Linked DNA regions of Homo sapiens: region 1 is linked to region 2. The links are chromatin loops, found by intact Hi-C in ENCODE. Cell type or tissue: Caco-2. All regions are shown on one strand. Each heading gives the region's core, and the rest is flanking DNA. Links, peaks and the distances in the headings are about the cores only. Region 1 overlaps KCNMA1 (potassium calcium-activated channel subfamily M alpha 1). Region 2 overlaps KCNMA1 (potassium calcium-activated channel subfamily M alpha 1).

Region 1 (2,914 bases), core at 274-2,773, 310 kb after region 2:
ATATGCAGTAACTCCTTGTGCTCTGCACAGTGCTAAGCACTTTACATCAGTTGTCTCCTATTTTAATCCTCATACTAATGCCAGGAGAGAGGTGTTATCACTCTCATTTGTCAGATGGGGAAATCAAGGCTCTGGGCCATCAGTCACTTGTCCCAGGCCACAGAAGCAGCAGGAGCAGAACCAGGATTCAAACTGTGTGCCCCTGCCTGTGTATCTCCATGGTTCTCAATCTTGCCTATCATCAGCATCACCTGGACAAATGGTCCAAACAAGACATGCTGGGCCCCACCCAAAGAGTCGCTAAGTCAGTGGGGCTGAAAGCAAGCCTAAGAATCTGCATCGCCAACAACTTCCCAAGTGAGGCTCTTACTGCTGATATGAAAACTCCACTTTGAGAACCTCTGCTCTGTCTAGCCTGCCTCTTGTCACCCACAAGCTAATGTGAGCATCCTGTTAGACAAGTAATGGAACAAGATGTGCAAAATGTGGCTGCAGGAAGTTCACTTCCTGATGCACAAAATCGCTCCAAGAAATCACACACCATCCAGAAACACTTAAGCATCATCTGCATTAAACATCAACTAAGGGATGTTCTAAGCCAATTTACTCTAAGACTCACTCTCTCCTTCTTCTGAACCTCCTCTGCTGAAAGTGACCATCTTCCAGCCAGCCCACCTCATGATCATTAAAATACAGCTGTGGAGACATAGGGAGCACTTCTGAATGAGCAACCCCCATCAGTGTCCACTCCCACGTGTGTATTTGTATGCCCATCATGCACCATATGGTGCTCATATTACATACGCAATAAAGTGCACACAGATGTAATCATTTTAAAGAGTGATAAACGTAAATAGAAATAGATGTCTTAACATTTTCTTCCCCTATTCCAAAGGATAGTTTTGTGCATCCCACTTTGGAGGCTGCTGGTCTAGAATTCACTGTTCCCGTTTCTAATTTCTGATCATTAGAATTTGGCAACCACCCCCTGCCCCTGCAGGCTGACCGAGCGTGTCTGAAGAGTTGCTGTGCTCTGTGGTTCGAGGAAAAGCCGTTTCCTTTCTGTTAGCAAGCCCCTAGAGAACACAGGCTGACCCTCCAAGACTTGCCCAGCACAAGCTCTGTAAGTAAGGATGGCTCAGCCAAAGCTTCTTGACTGTGGGGGTCTTTTCTCCAAAAGAGAATAAGAAGCATCTCAGAGCCCATAGAGAAGACAGTGGCTGTCTCTAAAAGCTTTTGACCTAACAAGCAAGAGCAGGAGACTGAGCCCTCACTTCTAAAGCAGCAGGAGGAGAGGGAACTGGATCAGGGTCAGAGAGCAGGCCTTGGGATCAGCCTCCACCAATAACCATGGGTGAGACTGGGACCACACTGTGTCCCCCAAGGACCAATGTCCTTGCTTGTCAAATGAGATATAGGGTGACCAACCAGTATTGTGGGGCCTCCCAGAATGCCAGAGTTTAGTGCCAAAACTGAAACACACTAGAATGTTTGGTCACCCTAGCTGTGGACCAGGTACCGGGCTCTGGGCAACTATAAGTGTTTATCAGCCCTACCCTGACCTCTGCTGTAAGGTATCCTAGGAGAGCCTGAGGGAGCTGGAGGCCATTCCCTGCTCACTAGGGTGTTGCAATCCTAACAAGATAGAGATAATGATAAGCCATGCCAAGTCAAATGTCAATACCAGGTCAAAACAGAAGCTGGAAAGAGGACATAATGTAGGCTGCCGTGGCCAGGACAGACCTTCAGGAGGAGGGCAGGGTGCAGGAGGAGGCAGATTAAGCACACACTGAAGTATTCTTTCCTCAACCTCACCTCATCTCCTCCCTCCCCTTCCCCACCACCAAGTAGAGCAGGACCGCAGAGAATGAACTTAGGCTCTGGAGTCTTCCTGTTTGATTCCAAATCTGGTGCTACACTTTTCCTTTTGGAGTGATCTCGGGACCATTACTCAAACTGCATAGCTGAGGTATTGTTTTCTTTAAAATGGAGCCAATTATACCCCACTTTCCAGGGTTGTTCTAAAGATTCAATGAAGTAATGCACACAGAACACTTTGAAATTGTGGCTGAGAGCACAAGCTCTATAAATATTGGCTGTTCTTAACCTCTCTTGACCCTTTTCAATCTGTTCGTGAATCTAAGGTATTTTCAAAGAACAGTGAGCTCTCCATGAGAATGAGCTATCCTGAATATTTCTGTTATTAATGATGGGTACAGCCGGCTTAGTTCTGCTTCTATCTGTCACTCCTGAAGCCAGGGAGGATGAGAGGGTGTGTGGAGAGAAAGTCACAGGGAAGCCAGCCCTGGCCCCGGGCAAAGCCCAAGGGTTTCTCCTGGCCCTGTGCATAATAAGAAGCAGCTTCCTCTGTCTCCATTTCCAGCTCCTAGCCCCAAGCAGGCAAGTCATGGAGGGGTTTCCCTTCCTCCCTAGTCCCCCAGGTTCTGAAGAAAGAAAGGTTCAGAGGCCTTCTCCCTCTGCAGAAAGGGTATGTCACCTCAGGCCATGACAAGTCCCCAGCTAAGCATCCGCTCAGGACCACTTAAAGCTCTTGAAAATGAGCTGTCTTAGCTCATGGCAGGTTTCAAGAATCCCTGCAGGATGAAATACCAGCAGTGTTCCCCATAAACTCAGTCAGCGATGTTGATGGTAGGAACCAGGAAAGGTACCGTCCTGCCTAACTTTCTCTCCATCCAGCTCAGCCCTAGAACTCAACACATATAGTAGAATCTAGATGAGTAAACCCCCACACAGACTTGGCCCTGAAATTCCACCATTAGGCATTCACTTCTTTGATATGAACTTCTTTTCTGTAGGTAATACATTTTTTTTTGGTTGCCTGGTATGTCAACTGGAACACACTTAAATGAAGAAGACCAAGATTCACCTCAGCCTCTCCCCTTAGAAATCTCGC
Region 2 (2,914 bases), core at 289-2,788:
AGCCCCATGTCAGTCTATATGCGCTAACAAAATACCTTAGACTGGGTAATTTATAAACAACAGCAATTGATTGCTCACAGTTCTAAAGGCCGGAATGTCCCAGATCAAGGCGACAACAGATTCAGCATCTGGGGAGGGTTTTTTCTCTGCTCCATAGATGGCACTTTCTTGTTTCCCTGCATGGTGGGAGGGACAAACAGCCTCCCAAGGGCTTCTTTCATAAGGGCACCAATACCATTCCTGAGGGCTCCACCCTCATGATCTAATCATCTCCCAGAGGCCCCATCTCCAACACGACGGCATTGGGATTTCATTTCAACACATACATTTGGGGCAGATACAAACATTCAGACCATAGCAGCCCATAACATCTAGCATGATACTATTTCAACATGGACTAATGGTAAAAACATGGATTGTTTTTATTTATTTGGCTACTTGTATAGAATGGGTCAAGAAGCTCAGAAGAGGGGACTGGTGAACATGGGGGAAAAAAGTAGTTTGGAGGCTGGTAAGTTATTAAAAATGTGTTAACTTGTAGCTTGAGAGACAGCATAGTATCATATCAAGTAACATGGACTTTGGAGGTAGATTGCCTGAGATCAAAGCTGAGCTCTACCATTTACTCACTAGGTGACTCTCAGCAATTTATTTAACCTTCTGAAGCCTCAGTTTCCCCATCTGTAATATGGGCCCCCAAATGACACCTATTTCATAGTACTGTTTGGAAGAGCACTTGAGACAATTATATACTGTATGTACATACACATACATACATATATATACACATATATGTAATATGTGTAATATGAACACATCTAACTTTATTCTAGTTATGGAAGCACTTTTCTTTTGGATTTCTCTTTCTCTCAAACCCCCCAACCCCCACTCTCCTAAGGACACCTGGCCCAAAAAGGGAAATCATACTTTTTCTTTTCTTTATTTCACTATTCTTATTCTAAAGAAACCCACAGACTACAGACAGCAGTTTACTTAGAAGGCTCTGGGCTTCAGGGAATCTAGATGTCCAAGTTGAAAGTCAGCTGCCTGGAACATGGAGTGGGTGACCTCTGGGGGCACTCAGGGGCCCTTCCTTCCAGGCTTCGGGCACTGTCACTGAGAAGCAACTCCCTTGGGGGAGGGGTGCTTTTGGTCATAGCGGTTGAGTCAAGTTATCAGATGTCAAATAGCTTATAGGAGTTCAAAGTGAGCCTATCTCCACCACTGCTAACCACGAACTGCCCATCTGAGCATGATGAAATTGGCCCCCTTCCCCTCTCCCCTTGCTACTTAATTGCTCACAAATCCAGCAAATTGCAGGACCAGCCTCTAGGGGGCACCAGAGACCTTTCCTTTCAGAGCCCAAAATGCCATTTCAGTAGCAGCAGAGTAGTGTGTCCTGGAGCTGGAGCATGGTCCAGTGTCTCTTGTGCTTTTTGGCCTACTGAGTCCTTAAGTATATTTAATTTAATTTGGGTAGGGTGGTAGAGGGTTCCTTTTAACAGTGTATTCATGATTTCTCTAGCATTTCTTCAGGAAAGTTATTTATTTCTTTTAGATATAGAATTTTTACCATTGGTCCATTCACTCAAAATCACTTCAAAAAACATTTGCTAAGCTTCCACTATGTGCAAGAGTGTCCTGGGCATACAAAAAGTAAAAAGCCATGGTGTGTGCTGTCACAGACTCATTCTAGAGCAGCGTGGTCCCACAGAACTGTCTATGATGATGGAATGTTCCACATCTGTGCTGTCCAGCTCCGCAGCCAATGAGCCACATGGGGCTCTTGAGTACCTGAAAAACAGCTGGTAGGATGGAGGAACTGAGCTTTTAAATAGGCAAATGTGGCTAGGAGCTACCATACTGGACAGCACAGTGTATTAGTTTGGTGCAAAAGTAATTGTGGTTTTGGCCATTTTTAAGTGGATTGGTAAGCCTGGCTATTTAAAGTGTGGTCCACAGAGCAGGAGAATCACTACACCTGAGAGCTGGTGGAAATGTAGATCTCTGACGTTAGCATAGGCTTCCTAAATCAGAAACTGCATTCTAACAAGATCTCCTGGTGCTTCTCATGCACAGTAAAGTTTAGAAAGTTAGGAGATGCATACAAGTGGTTCTCATCCTGACTGCACTTCAGACACAACTGAGAAACATTAAAAGAAGCTGAGCCTAGGTCACACCCTCCACCCAGAGATTCTTAGGTTAATGGTTTAAAGGCTTGGCCTGAACATGAAGAGTTTTAAAAGCACTCTGGGGGATTCTAATAAAAATTCGAGAACCATCCCAGCATAAGTCAGTACGGTGGCTCCAAAACTGGAGATCACCAGGAGTGCTTGTTAAAACACAGACTGCTGGCTCCAACTCGCGGTTTCTGATCCCTGGGTCTCGGTTGAGCTCTAAGAACCCTCATGTGTAACAAGTCCCCAGTAACGCTGATGCTGCTGATCCAGGAACCACACTTTGAGAACCACTGGTCTAATCATTTTAAAAGATGGGCTCCAGAATTGGACTAACCTGAGTCTTGGACCTGCCACTTACTTAGACCCTGAACCTCAGTTTCCCAAACTGTAAACTTGGGCTATGAATATTTACTCATCGAGTTATTGTGAATATTAACTCAGAGAATGACTGTGAGATGCTGGGCATAGTGCCTACTTTTAATAAGCAATCAATAACTGTTCCTTACTATCATGATCCTAAGAAGACTCACTCATTCATTCATTCAACAAGTATGAACTATGTGTCAGGCACTGTTCCAGGTACTAGGGACATAGCGAAAAACAAGGGGGCCACAGTCCCTGCCACATTGCTATCATGGAAGCTGCAGTCCTACCTGTCAGTACAAAGCAGGCTGCGTATGGTGCTCCTATAGCACGAATCCTAACAGCACAATACAAAGGTCAGAGAGGAATTC

What was found. Hi-C counts contacts between places; a loop is a spot of excess contacts. Peaks named below come from ENCODE experiments on the same cell type or tissue, not always from the same donor. Only the 100,000 strongest peaks of a DNase experiment are listed, where the experiment ranks them.
Region 1: a loop joins it to region 2, with 3 times the contacts of the local background. A loop is called at or near these places in 20 of 110 quality-filtered maps.

Annotation. Positions count from the first base shown.
Region 1 is chr10:77,484,434-77,487,347 of GRCh38, forward strand. The region is part of intron 1 of KCNMA1 (potassium calcium-activated channel subfamily M alpha 1); the gene reads right to left. Among named protein-coding and RNA genes, the nearest start is that of KCNMA1-AS3, 140 kb to the left of the region's middle. In Caco-2, for the core only: no CTCF peak of the experiment used is centred there; a DNase peak (open chromatin) is centred at 1,608.
Region 2 is chr10:77,172,732-77,175,645 of GRCh38, forward strand. The region is part of intron 5 of KCNMA1 (potassium calcium-activated channel subfamily M alpha 1); the gene reads right to left. Among named protein-coding and RNA genes, the nearest start is that of KCNMA1-AS2, 33 kb to the left of the region's middle. In Caco-2, for the core only: a CTCF peak has its summit at 1,327 (motif pointing right); a DNase peak (open chromatin) is centred at 1,330.